2 separate regions of the Homo sapiens genome follow, and region 1 is linked to region 2. Evidence: chromatin contacts called from ENCODE Hi-C data. All regions are on one chromosome and are shown on one strand. The core of a region is the stretch at or near the end of the contact, and the rest is flanking DNA. Distances in the headings are between cores, read along the strand shown. Region 1 holds the start of ZNF224 (zinc finger protein 224). Region 2 holds the start of ZNF285 (zinc finger protein 285).

Evidence for each region. Hi-C counts contacts between places; a loop is a spot of excess contacts on that map. Pooled maps may share reads with other maps.
Region 1: a loop to region 2 is called in a map of endothelial cell of umbilical vein, with 5 times the contacts of the local background. The contact joins the promoter of ZNF224 here to the promoter of ZNF285 in region 2. A Hi-C loop is called at or near these places in 2 of 168 maps with a recorded cell type or tissue (B cell and endothelial cell of umbilical vein) and 9 of 50 pooled maps.

What each region holds. Positions count from the first base shown.
Region 1 is chr19:44,088,588-44,095,794 of GRCh38, forward strand. It overlaps ZNF224 (zinc finger protein 224), which reads left to right and starts at 5,774. Exons shown (of 6, transcript NM_001321645.3): 1 at 5,774-5,943. ZNF284 (zinc finger protein 284) reads left to right here. Exons shown (of 5, transcript NM_001037813.4): 5 at 1-1,026. RefSeq lists an enhancer at 5,584-5,693.
Region 2 is chr19:44,397,367-44,404,649 of GRCh38, forward strand. ZNF285 (zinc finger protein 285) reads right to left here and starts at 4,242. Exons shown (of 4, transcript NM_152354.6): 1 at 4,202-4,242. RefSeq lists an enhancer at 3,639-4,395.

The sequences.
Region 1 (7,207 bases), core at 4,524-7,023, 310 kb before region 2:
GGATCTACACTGGAGAAAAACCATGGAAGTGTGGAGATTGTGGTACATGCTTCAGTCAGGGCTCACATCTTCAAATTCAGTGTCTGTTCTGTAGAGAAACCTTAATAATGTGATATATGTGACAGCAAAGAGTTATAAGATATGAATATGTTAATTTTAGTAGATACTTCCGAAAAGTATTTCAAACTGGTTGTACCACTATAAACTCTGACCATTATTAGGCAAGAATTGGCTTTTTTTTTTTTTTTCTTTTGAGACAGTCTTGCTCTGTCACCCAGACTGGCATGCAGTGGAATGATCACGGCTCCCTGCAGCCTTGACCTCCCAGGCTCAAGAAATCCTTCTGCCTCAGCCCCTCAAAAGCTGGGACTATAGGCATGCAACAACACGCCTGGCTAAATTTTTGTTGTAGAGATGGGGTCTCACTATGTTGCCCAAATTGGTCTCAAACTCCTGGGCTCAAGCGATTCTCCCTCCTCAGCCTTCCAAAGTGCTGGGATTACAGGCCTGAGCCATGCGCACAGCATTTTGTTTTGTTTTGTTTTGTTTTTGAGATGGGGTCTCTCGGTGTTGCCCAGGCTGGATTGCTTATTCACAGATGCAGTTACAGTGCCCTATAGCCTCGAACTCCTGGGCCTAAGTGATCCTCTTGCTTCAATCCCCTGAGAAGCTGGGACTACAGGCATGGACCACCACCCCTGATTGATCTTCTTTAGTTTCTATAACAAAATAGTACACTGTTTCCACAAACTTGGGAAGGCTAGTATTTGGGGGTGGGGGGCGTGGAAATCACTAAACAACAAAGAAAATCTGATGAATTGGACAGCATAAAAATATTGGCATAAAGATGAACATAACATAAGCAGGAATATTTAAAGCACATACTTTTTATAGAGTGTCTCCCCTGTAATGTCTCTGGTTAAATGAAAGGGTTTCAAATGTGAAGACAACCCTAACCATACTCATTATCTGTAAAAGATGTAGCATTGTCATGGACTCCTTAATAAACGTGAAGACTTTAATCCATCTGAAGGTGCATCACATTTCTGAAGTTTCCAACACTGACAAGGTGATGGGCTTATGGATGAAAACTCATGAATGGGAAAAACTCAGCTATCGTTAAAGCCCATATATTTTATTAAAGATATTGGGGCTGTCTCCTAAATCTAGTTAGTGATGAATTTCAAGTCTAGAGCCATCACCGAATCCTTGTCCACATTCATTACACATAGGTTTTCTGAGAAAATTGTCTGCTGGTTATGAGAGGTCTTCTCCCGTGCCAAAGTGAGTATAATAACCTTGCTTTTGGCCAGGTGCGGTGGCTCACACCTGTAATCCCAGCGCTTTGGGAGGCCGAGGTGGGCAGAGTGCCTGAGGTCAGGAGTTTGAGACTAGTCTGGCCAACATGGTGAAAACCCATCACTATTAAAAATACAAAACAATTAGCTGGGTGTGGTGGTGGCGTGTGCCTGTAATCCCAGCTACTCAGGAGGCTGAGGCAAGGGAATTGCTTGAACCAGGGAGGTGGAGGTTGCGGTGAGCCGAGATCACGCCACTGCACTCCAGCCTGAGTGACAGAGTGAGACTCCATCTCAAAAAAATAAAAATAAAAATAAAAGTAAACAAGCTTGCTTTCTTTTATGTGCTCCTTGATTTTGATGGTGATGTGAAATCAAACTGAAGCTGAAAATACAATAATCACATTTATACAGGGCATTTTTCAAGGAAATTTATTGATTTTTACTTTAATAATTTAGTGCCTCACTTTTGTAAGTCTCTTGTAAGTGGCCAGGCATGGTGGCTCACACCTGTAATTCCAGCACTTTGGGAGGCTGAGGCAGAAGGATCAATTGAATCTAAGAGTTTGAGACCAGCTTTTTACAGAGTGTCTCCCCTATAATGTCTCTGGTTAAATGAAAGATTTTCAACTGTGAAGACAACCCTAACCATACTCATATTCTAGTTCCTTTGCCTTTCCATATAAATTTTAGAATAATTTTATATCTACAAAATATCTTGCTGGAATTTTGATAGTAATTATTTTAACCCTGTGTATCAATTTGGGGAGAATGAACATTTTTGCTATATTGAGTCCCACGATCCTCAAACATGGAATGTGTCTCCATTCATTTAATATTGTTGGATTTTCTTCATCAGTGTGTTGTAATTTTCATCTTACAACCCTTGTACATCTTTTGTCAAACTTCCATCTAGGTATGAACTTTGATTTCCGTGTGTTCATTGCTAGTATAATATATATAAATTAATTTTGGTATCCTGATCATGTATCCTATGATCATGCTGAATTCGCTTATTGTCTAGGCATTCATGGATTGGAAGACTTCACATTTTTGTGATGACAGTACTACCCAAACCAATCTACAGTTTTACTGCAATCACTATCAAAATCCAAACAGCCTTTTTTTTTTTTGCAGAAATCAATTCATAAATTCATATGTAATTGTAATGGAGGCAAATAGACAAAATCTTTCTTTTTTAAAGGAACATGATGGATGGCTCCCACTTCATTTCGAAACTTACTACCAAGCTATAGTAATGGAATAGAATTTAGAGTCCATAAAGAAACTCATACATCTAAAGTCACTTGATTTTCAAGAAGGATCCAAGATTGCTTAATGGAGAAAGCATAGTCTCTTCAGCAAATAATGCTGGGCAAATATATATACATATGCAACATAATGAAGTTAGATCCGCACTTCACACTATACTTAAAAATTAACTCAAAATGATCAATGACCTAAATATAAGAGGTTAAGCTATACAACTCTTAGAATAAAACATAAAGGTTAATCTTCAAGACTTTTTATTTGGAATGGATTCTTAGATAAGACACCATATGCACAAGCTAAAAAAACCCCACATAAATTGGACTAGAGCAAAAAAAAAAATGCTATGCATACAGAGACATTGTCAAGAGCATGAATTCTTCTAGTATCAGAATATATAAAGAACTCTTAGACCAGGTGAGGTGGCTCTCACCTATAATCCCAGCACTTTGGAAGGCTGAGATGGGTGGATCACTTGAGCCCAGGAGTTTGAGGCCTGCCTGGGCAACATGGCGAAAACCATGTCTCTACAAGAAACAAACAAACAAACAAAAAACAACAACAAAAAACAAAGGTAGCCAGGCATAGTGACCCATGCCTGTGGTCCCAGCTACTCAGGAGGCTGAGGCAGAAGGATTGTTTGAGCCTGGGAGGTCAAGGCTGCAGTGGGGCGTGATGTACCATTGCACTCCAGCCTGGGCAACAAAGAGAGACTCTGTTTCTTAAAAAGAAAAGAAAGAAAGAACTCTTACAACTCAATAACAAGAGGAGAAACCACCCAATTTTCTAATGGGCAAAGATACAAATAGAAATTTCAGATATACAAGTTACCAACAATTATGTGAAAAGATGCTCAACTATTAGTCATTAGGAAAATGCAAATCAAACCAATAATGAGATGCCATTTTACAACAGCTATGTTAGCTATCATCTTTAAAAATAGAAAATAGCCGATGTGGTGGCAGGCACCTGCAGTCCCAGCTACTTGGGAGGCTGAAGTAGGAGGATCGCTTGAGCCCAGGAGTTTTGAGGTGTAGTGAGCTATGCCCACTGGGTGTCCACACTAAGTCGACATCAACATGGTGATCTCCCAGGAGCAGAGGACTACCAGGTTGCCTCAGGAGAGGTAAACTGGCCCAGGGTGGAAACACAGCAGGTCAGAACTCCCATGCTGATCAGTAGTGAGATGTTGTCTGTGAATAGCCACTGCAATTCTGCCTGCACAACGCAGGGAGACCCCGTTTTCAATTTATACACACACACATATACATATACATATATATTTTATACATACATATATACAAAATAAGTATTGGAGAGGATGTGGAGAAATTACTACCCTCACACACTGAAGGTGGGAATGTAAAAATGGTGCAGTTGCTGTGGAAAATTGTTTCGTGGTTCCCAACATAGAATTACCATATGAATCACTAAATTTCATATCTAGGTATATACCCCAAAGAATTGAAAGTAGGTGATGAAACAAATACTTGTACACCACTGTTTGTAGCAACACTATTGACTACAGCCAAAAGGTGGAAAGAACCCAAATGTCCCTCAATCAATGAATGGATAAACAAATTGTGGCGCAAGCCTGTAATCCCAGCACTTTGGGAGGCTGAGGTGGGCGGATCACCTGAGGTAAGGAGTTCGAGACCAGCCTGACTAACCTGGTGAAACCCTGTCTCTACTAAATACAAAAAAATTAGCTGGGTGTGGTGGCGCATGGCTGTAATGCCAGCTACTTGGGAGGCTGAGGCAGAAGAATCGTTTTAACCCAGGAGGCGGGGGTTGCAGTGAGCTGAGATCGTGCCATTGCACTCCAGCCTGGGCATCAAGAGGGAAACCCCACCTCAAAACAAAACAAGACAAAGCAAACAAAAAAAACAAATCGTAGTAGAAACATAAAATATTATGAAGTACTGGTACATGCTGTGATGTGGATGAACTTTAAAAGCAGTATGCTGGCAGGGCGCGGTGGCTCACGCCTGTAATCCCAGCACTTTGGGAGGCCGAGGCGGGAGGATCACGAGGTCAAGAGATCGAGACCATCCTGGCTAACACGGTGAAACCCCGTCTCTACTAAAAATACAGAAAAATTAGCCAGGCGTGGTGGCACGCGCCTGTAGTCCCAGCTACTCGGGAGGCTGAGACAGGAGAATCGCTTGAACCCGGGAGGCGGAGGTTGCAGTGAGCTAAGATCGTGCCACTGCACTCCAGCCTGGCACTTTTTTTGAGATTCCGTCTCAAAAAAAAAAAAAAGAAGCAGGATGCTAAGTGAAAGGTGTCAGAAACAAAAGGTTCCATAATGTATAATTCCATTTATATGAAATGTCCACAATAGGTAATTCAATAGGACAGAGATTAGTGTTAGACAGTGACTGCTTAGTGGGTATGGGGTTTTTGGGGTGATGAAAATGTTTCCTAACTTTTTATTTGTACTACATATATCCTAAAATGGTGAATTTCACGTTTTGTGCATTACACCTCAATAGAGATGTTTTAAATAATAAAATACATTAAAATGTTTTGCATAGATAAAACAATAAAAAAAAACGTTTTTGTTGAGAAAATATTTGCGAGATAAAATGTTAATATCATGAATATAAGAACAGTGCTTGAAAAGTGAGGGATAAAACCAAAAACTCAATAAGAAAGTGGGCAAAACATCTGGACAATTTACAAAAAATGTAATAATGACACCTGAAAATATGCAAGAATATGCCATCTTTACAAGAGTTATAAATTAAAACTACATGCCATTTCTTACCACTGGCAAAACTTATTTGAAGAGTGTATCATCTCGCTTGTTCCCTTTCCAGTAACACTCCTGTCCTCACTAGAGGGGTTTAGACTTCAGGAATTCCTTTCTATACGGTATTTTCTCTTAGGCACCCAGGGAGAGGGAAGGACGACTCTCAGGGTAGAAGTCCACATTTCCCAACAGGCGCTCGGGGGTACGAGATTCGTTCCCCGTGGGAAGAGTGGTCAAGGGCTTCCCAGTAGTCGTCAACACTTCCCTTTGAGTGTAATGCTGCAGGAGTACAGTCCAGACCCTCAGTGGAATCGCGGTCGGTTTAGCTCCGGCAGTTGGGTCCCAGGGAATTCTGGGAAGTGTAGTCCAGACGCTCAGTGGAGTCGCGGTCAGTTTGGCTCCGGCTGGCGGGTCCCGGGGAATTCTGGGAAGTGGAGTCCAAACATTCGGTGGAGTCGCGGACACTTCCGCTCGGGGACTGAGGTTGCTGCAGTTTTTCCGCGATAGTTTGGGGCAGTTCCGCGCGTTGCAGGCCCTTCTGAATTTCCTGGACCTACGCATTGGATCCTCAAAGAACTGGTGATCGAATTAGGGGAAAAGGGGCCTCGTCGGAGAGTAGAGGTTTGGAGGGGCAAGGGCCGCTGTTTGCGTTCTCGTCCGTGGCACCTTCTTGGGCTTGGGTCTGTCCTCGCTTCCCGGGGGCATTGGTACTTGGTTGGGTCGCGTCTCACCTGGTTTCAGGGTTTCCGGGGCTCTGAGCTCGCCCACTCCGCCCCCTGCACCCCACGCGCGTGGCCACTTCTTCTCGATATAACGTTGGGGTGTTAATCTCCTTGGGTTTCCCGTTACTGTTCTTTAAAATGGGGACTTTAGGGCCATCCTAATGGAATCGTTTTGGGAACTGGAAGAGGTAACACAAATGAGAGCCTTAAAGCAGTCCCTGTCACTTGGTGACTGGTGGTCTCTTGTTAATTTCCCACGAAGGACCGGGTGGGGTCAGAGCTCCAGCTGCAGGGGCCTCGGCCCTTCTCCCTGATCCCTGCAGGACGCTGGATGATCCCGGAAGCCTTCTGACCTCTTTTTAGGAGAGCGAGGGTTGCGTCCACTTTCATGAAGGGAAAGGAGCATTTAACTTTTATGGGGGACGGCGACGCGGTCAAGGTGTTTCACAGCTTTCTCGTTCCCCAACCCGACCTTTCCAGAAGAGCTGCAGGGAGGGACTTCTTGGCTTCTGAGGGCAAAGCTCTACGTGAGTGGTCCTTGGCTCTTTGACCGAGATGCTCACCCCAACCGAGAGTGTATAGGTTGTGTCCTCGGGCATGGGGGTCGATAATAATTAAGTCTTAATTAGTAACTTCATTCTAAGGGCTTTATACAAATAAATTTACGCCACACCGTGGCTCTGTGGAGAAGTATTGCTTTTTTCTATTTTAAAAACGAAAGTGAGACACAGAGCGCATAGGCACCCGACTAGTGAGAGGTGGAGCTGGGGTTGGAACCTAAGCAGTCTGGGTCAGAGCCTGATTTGATCTTCTCTTGGGATACGTTGTCACTGAGGCAGAGGAACTAGTTGGACTTAGGTGGGGAAAGCAAGACTTAGGGGCTTGAAATTTTCTGAGTTTCTAAAAATGTTGTCAACTATTTTGTTTCAATCATTACAAATATTTTGTATTCTTATAGAACCATGTCATTGTACAGCATTCTATTTTTCTTTATTAAGAACAAAATGGGCCTGGCGCGGTGGCTTACGCCTGTAATCCCAGCACTTTGGGAGGTCCAGGCGGGCGGATCACGAGGTCAGGAGTTCGAGACCAGCCTGGCCAACATGGTGAAACCGCATCTCTACTAAAAAATAATTACAAAAATTAGCTGGGCGTGGTGGTGG
Region 2 (7,283 bases), core at 2,992-5,491:
CATCTCTTCTCGCTCTGAACAGACTGAACTCCCACCTCCTCAAGACTTCCCTAGATTTGTCCCCAGTCCCTCAATCTCAGACCACTGTGTAACTCCTATCTCTCTCCTGAAGCTTTTGGGTCAAAACCTGCACATTCTTTTCCTTTTCTGAGACTTGTGAATGAACTGACATAATCTACATCTCAATTATGCTGGAAAAGAGGCTACAGAATTGCTGAATAAGGGAGCAATCTCAGGGCTGGGCACAGTGGCTCACACCTGTAATCCCAGCACTTTGGGAACCCGAGACGGGTGGATCACTTGAGGCCAGGAGTTCGAGACCAGCCTGGACAACATGGTGAAACCCTGTCTCTACTAAAAATACAAAATTAGCTGGGTGTGGTGGCGGATGCCTGTAATCCCAGCTACTCAGGAGGCTGAGGCAGGACAATCACTTGGGAGGCAGAGGCTGCAGTGAGCTGTGATTGCACCACTGCACTCCAGCCTGGGCAACAGAGACAGACTTTGTCTCAAAAGAGAAAAAAAAAAAAAACAGAGGAAAAAAAAAAGAGAGAGCAATCTCAGGATGACAGGGACCTTCTGCTATTTCCACTTTCGCATGCAAGACTTGATCTTGTATGGCCAAGCCTGTGGTCTAAAGAACATGCCGTTAGCCAAAATATACAAATTAAATCCCAATTTTTATTATTATGTTAATCAATAATACAAATTTTTAAACATCTACACCTTGACTCTTGGCTTCCTAAACTATCTCTCCAGCACCCATTCTATCCCCTGCTTTTGCAAATATTGATGACACACCTATGACATATAAGACACATTCTCTGTTCTGGAAATGCTCATGGTATACTGAACTACACATGTTCTCAGACTGCAGGTAGACCAAAGTAGGTAGACAGAGGCCTTCTAAGCTTGCCACTTCATATACACTAAAGCCCCTTCCTGTTCTGCTTATATCAGTGGATTCCCTTGCCAGTTAGCTTCCAGTTGGGTTCAGCCAATGGGGAAAGCCAGCAAGAGATCCAGGGAAGGGACAAGAGTGAAGTCAGAATATTTATTCCCCCAGGTTTTTCCCTAGAGGTTGCTGTGGAATGGCTATATTCCATATCCATTGACCAAAGGTCATGGCCTCCATCAGGCAGCTGTCATCCCATAAATCTTTCTTCAGGTTTTAGCAACTGCCTCCTCCCTTAGCCCTTCAGTCCTAAAGTCAGTAAGTTACCCTGCTATCACTAGCTCTGAAATATTGCAGTATCCTTTGTTGATTACCACAGCCTGCCTACAACTTTATAGATTGTCCCTTTATTAAGCTCTTCTCAAATTACCCAATTTGAGTGTTCTGTTTATTTTTTATTGGGATTCCATCTGATAAACCCTGTAAACACAATTGCCTCTGGCCTTTGTGGAGAAACTTATTGTATAAAATTGCCACTTTAAGCACTGTGGAAACACCGAAGATTAAAAAACAAAAGCCCAAAGCCATGTTTCTGCCTTCTCAGATAGTGCTTCTCACACTATCTGTGATAAAGGACTAGTTTTTAAATTATTATTACTGTTACTTTCAGTCTGTCACAGACTGATATTCTGGTAAGATACAGTAACAAGAAATTACCAGAAAAAGGAAATTTAGAAGGTATGCAAATTAAAGCCCAATTGTTATTATTATGTTAATCAATAAGACAAAATTTTCAACATCTACACTCAAGTTCTCAAATTATCTGGTCACAGACCAATATCATTTATTGGCACTGGTCTGTGGGCTACCCTTTGAATTGCAGCTCACAGGGTTATAGAATCAGGTTAATAGAATGTGAAATGTCTTTTTGGTAAATCCTTGGACTCTTTTTCTCTCCTTTCCTACCTTTAAGAGACATCATTAATCACTTCTTATTTTGGGCTCCAACAAAGGCCAAAATAAGGAGGGTTCAACTCATTAGTACAGCATGAATTACATCGTTTTACAATAGTTAAAACCTACCAAGAAAACACTCCTCCTTTCCCCTGTCAAAAAACTACAAATCCTAAAAAAAAAAAAAAATAACCAAGCTGTAGTCTTTTATCCACTGTACTTGGTAAGGATCTTATCATTTAACAAGCACTCAATCAATGTTTCTCAATATTAACAAATGCACAAATAGAATTGGCTTGGATATTATACATTAGATGCACGTGCAAAGACATAAACTCACCCTCTACTTCCAGTACCTGTTCTCACTGAAGAGCCAATAATGGGACAGGTTTATTTTGAAGCACACATCCACACACATGCACTCACACATATATGGTTGGGGGTTTGGTTTCCTGAATTTCTGGCTTCAGACACTACCTGCCTGTATCAAGTCAGGGCCGTGGCACGAACCAGACGGCACATTGAAATTTGAGGAGAGTTTAATAAACAGACGGCTTACAATGGTGTTGGCTCGGGGTAAGGAAATCACAATGGATAAGGCTCTATCCTGGGGAGTGACAGGGAGGTGCCATTATAATACCTGGGCCTTAAGAGGTAAGGGGAGGGAGCAGTCCCTGGAGCCTGGAACTAAGAGGACTGTGTGGCCAGGGCCACCCAAACTATGACCTGTTGTTTAGAAGGGCAGCTAATCTGTGACAATCCTGCAGAGAGAGAACTGGGGGACAAGATACTCCAACTCACACTTCTTCCTCTCTCCAAACTTTCCTGTTGAGACTTCCCATTGGCCAAAGACAAGCAAGGCCAGAAGGCAATGGCGGCCTTTCAGGGCAGACAGCAGGGTGGAAAAGGTGGGGAGCCAAAGGCATGGGACACATGGCACCTCAAGACTCTTGTTTTTTCCCTATCTGCCAAAGTCCACACAGCTCTCGCACACAAATGCCTTTCTCATCCCTCACCCTGACAACTACTCTGATCTGAGGAATGCATCAGGAATGAGACCAGATGCCCATATCAACTTCTTCAGGGAATGAAGACCTAGAGGAAAAGTGCAGCTGAATCTGGAACTGCAATTGCCCAGAAACACGATCAGAAATGTAATAAATGCTGCTATTACACCTAAAATAATTAACACTAAATCTCTAACTTTATCAAATATACAGAGAGTGTTCAAACTTCAAATTTGTTGAGTGTAATTTAACAACTTATATTTGCTAATGTGCTTTATAATACTCAAAGTCCCTACTCCCTGGCTCACAGCATGTGAGGTGAGAATGGAGTTAATAATTTGGGGCAGTTCTTTTCTTTTCTTTTTTCTTTGAGACAGAGTCTGGCTCTGTCGCCCAGGCTGGAGTGCAGTGGCGTGATCTCAGCTCACTGCAAGCTCCGCCTCCCGGGTTCACGCCATTCTCCTGCCTCAGCCTCCCGAGTAGCTGGGACTACAGGCGCCTGCCACCGTGCCCGGCTAATTTTTTGTAATTGTTTTTTGTAGTAGAGACGGGGTTTCACCGTGTTAGCCAGGATGGTCTCGATCTCCTGACCTCGTGATCCGCCCACTTTGGCCTCCCAAAGTGCTGGGATTACAGGCGTGAGGCACCGCGCCAGGCCTGGGACAGTTCTTTTCAAAATGTATTCGGTGACATTAAACTCTGGAGTTATTACAGTATTACAGTCTGAGTTGTTTCTTTATTGCCAAAAGCCAGAACCTCTGCCTTGAAGTCATAAATGCCCCAATGGAGTCAGAGCTGCCAAAATCCAGAGTTCAGACCCAAGACAACTCCCCATCCAAGAACCTAGGGGTGCTGAGCCAGAATCGCCCCCACCAAACTGAGCGAGAACAGCCGAAGCCATCCTCTATATCCAGAGACTAGCTGCTTAAGCAAATCCCTCATCCCATTCAGGGACGCACAGTCCAGCCATTACTCCAAAACCCTGAGCCAGCGCCCCTCTGCCCTCATCCAGAGATGCACATCCCAAGACTGACCCTAAGCTTCGACCCGAGGAGGCACAGCGCAAGTCGCTGTCACGAAACGTGAAGATGCACTGTTTTGTCAAACCCAGGGCTGCTCCCCAAACCGAGCCCACGCTCGAGCCCACGCTCTTCCCATCCTATCCCGGGTAGGTCGGGCCGCTGAACTTCCCTAGTCTACCCCACCTACGAGGCCTTATCATTGGTTACCAGTCCCCTCTTCCACTCCTCCTACTTCAGTCCACAGGGACGGGTCACAGCTGCACATCCTACACTCCTACTCCTGGCTACGCCTCCAAGAGGGGCGCGGTACAGACGGGACTCACCCCAGCGTCCCAAACAATGTCGCCCGCAGCGTGCGTCCAGTACCATGGCGCATGCGCAAGGAGGCCTATGGCCTACAATCCCCAGAAAGCCCCGCGCGCAGCAGTGGCCATTCGCAAGGCTACCCTGGTGAAGGTGGCCTTTGACTTCCGTGCATTTGGAAGTCCTTTGACTTCCGTGCATTCGTCTAAAATAACGACAATCATAATAACGATAAAATAATGAAATGTTAAATAAATCACTATCAACGATGAAAAGAAGTTTCAATATTTTACTACTTGGAAATGGGCACTTTACCGTTTTAGTGAAGACTTTTATAAGTTCTTATTTTATAGGCATGTCTTTTAACGTTAAAACCACGAAACTTTTCAATTAACACTCACTTAAATAATTCCCTCCCCGCCCCCCACCATGTTTTATTTCTGTTGATGAAAACTCTGGATAATCTACACTTGCGATATAACATAGCCCTGTAATTTATTTCCTAGTCTCAGAAGAAGCAGAAGGAATTAACAACTATTGTCTGAATCCTTAACAGGGGAATTGCAGGAGTACTGAGAGTGTCCTAAAAGAGACACATTACAACATAACAAGAAAACGCGGGAAGTTTTCAGATTCTTTTTGAAAATTTGCCCTTGTTGAGACTTAGGCTTTATTTTACTTCATGTTATTGCATTTAAGATTTAAGATTTCTATTAAAGAAAAATTTGGGTACCCTAAATGGGGTAAGAAAATTGAATAGGAATTCCATTAGAGGCCCACAGTTTTAGCCTGGAGGAAAGCCCTGATAACGTGTGAGAACAATCTGTCTCCTAGGAAAGGTCACCTGGTCCTGCTGGCAGAGTCTCTGTTTGGAATATCTGGCTGGCATTCCCTTTTCCACGCACCCTCAAGCTGTAGGGGTGGTGAGGCGGTTCCAGTCCTAGACTAGATAGAGAAGTGAAGACCCCCACCTCTACGCAATGGGCAGGAAATGGTTGAATAATATCCAACTATAGCTTGACATCGCAGCTTAGGGCACATAAAGGGACAGTGCAATTGTTTTGGCTTATCTCTGTCTTTTGATGTTTACATGTTTGATGTTCTTATATATTGCTCTAAGTTGAAGGATTACTTGATTTAATTTGACATACTTGAATTTTAAAAAACGAGTTCAGGAACATTTTTATTTTTGACCTAATACAAGGTTAATTTTTGTGACATCTGTGTCTGTTGGAAAACAATGTGTCTTCTCTATCAGATGGATATGCATACATTTATATTTTCCCCAGACTTGCTAACTGTGCTATTTAAATTTCCTACATGCTTATTTGTGCTTACTTAGATTTTTTCATTATGCATCTGTCAACGATTGAAAAGTGCATGTCAAAAAGGTTCCCAGTCTGGGCGTGGTGGCTCAAGCCTGTAATCTCAGTACTTTGGGAGGCCGAGGTGGGCAGATCACGCGGTGAGGAGTTCAAGACCAGCCTGGCCAAGGTGGTGAAACCCCATCGCTACTAAAAATACAAAACTTAGCCAGGCATGGTGGCAAGCACGTGTAGTCCCAGCTACTTGGGAGGCTGAGGCAAGAGAATCACTTGAACCCAGGAGGTGGAGGTTGCAATGAGCCGAGATCATGCCACTGCACTCCAGCCTGGGCGACAGAGCAAGACTCTGTCACCAAAAAAAAAGAAAAAAGAAAAAAGTGAAAGAAAAAAAAGCCTATAATGGTAAATTTGTCATTTTCCTCTCTATAGCATTTGCTTTATTTATTTATTTATTTATTTATTTATTTATTTCCTTTATTTTTTTTTTGAGACTGAGTCTCGCTCTGTTGCCCAGGCTGGAGTGCAGTGGCGCCATCTCAACTCACTGCAAGCTCTGCCTCCCAGGTTCACACCATTCTCCTGCTTCAGCCTCCCGAGTAGCTGGGACTACAGGTGCCCGCCACCAGGCCCAGCTAATTTTTTTGTATTTTTAGTAGAGACAGGGTTTCACCGTGTTAGCCAGGATGGTCTCCATCTCCTGACCTTGTGATCTGCCCACCTCGGCCTCCCAAAGTGCTGGGATTACAGGCGTGAGCCACCATGCCCAGCCTGCTTCATTTTTCAAAAGTCAAGTTACTAGGTATACAAATGGCTTTACTTTTTAAAAGTTGTGTTGTTAGGTATGGAAGTGTTGTATTCCTTATCTGAAATACTTGGGACCAGAAGTGTTTCAGATATTTTATTTTTTTCAGATTTTGCAATATTTGCATATACGTAATGAGATATCTTGAGGATGAGACCCAAGTCTAAATGCAAAATTCATTTGTGTTCCATATAAACCTTATACATGTAGCCTGAAATTAATTTTATAGAATTATTTTGAATAATTTTGTTCACAAGGTTTGTATACAATGTTTGTGTGCATTGAACCATCAGAAGCAAAGATTGCCTTCGTCAGATGACCAAAGAAAAATCAATGAAAAGAACAGAAAGAAAGCAAATACTTCAGGTGTGGAATTTTCCACTTGTGGTGTCATGTTCACATTCCAAAAGTTTTAGATTGTGAAACATTTTGGATTTTAAAATTTAGTGATGCTGACCCTGTGTAAGTTTCATAATGTTCATATCTTCTTGATGGGCCAAAAATTTCGTTAACAATTTTAAGTATTTTGTATTTTCACCTTGAGTTTACTTTTCAGTGAAGACTGTACCTGCTTTCTTTTCATTAGATTTCATCTAGTATTTATTCTTTCATTTTGTCTTAAAATTAGTATATTTCTTTACCTTATTATTTATATACTCTTTATTATTATAGTTATTTTTAAATGTTACTTTTACCTAATCTAAGAGCTTGGCTTTAGTCTGAAAATCCACACTTAAATGGGTGTGTTAAGAACAAAAGAGAAAGCTCTTGTATAATTGATCTAGGAGCTGCTCATACTTCCCAACTGTAGAACAGTGAATCTGGCCTGTAATCCTAGTTGCTCAAGCAGCTGAGGTGGGAGGATGGCTTGAGCCTGGAAGGTTCAGGGTGTAGTGAGCTATGATGGTGCTACTGTACTCCAGCTTGGGTGACAGCATGAGATCTTATGTCTGAAAAAATAGAACAGTGACCCTC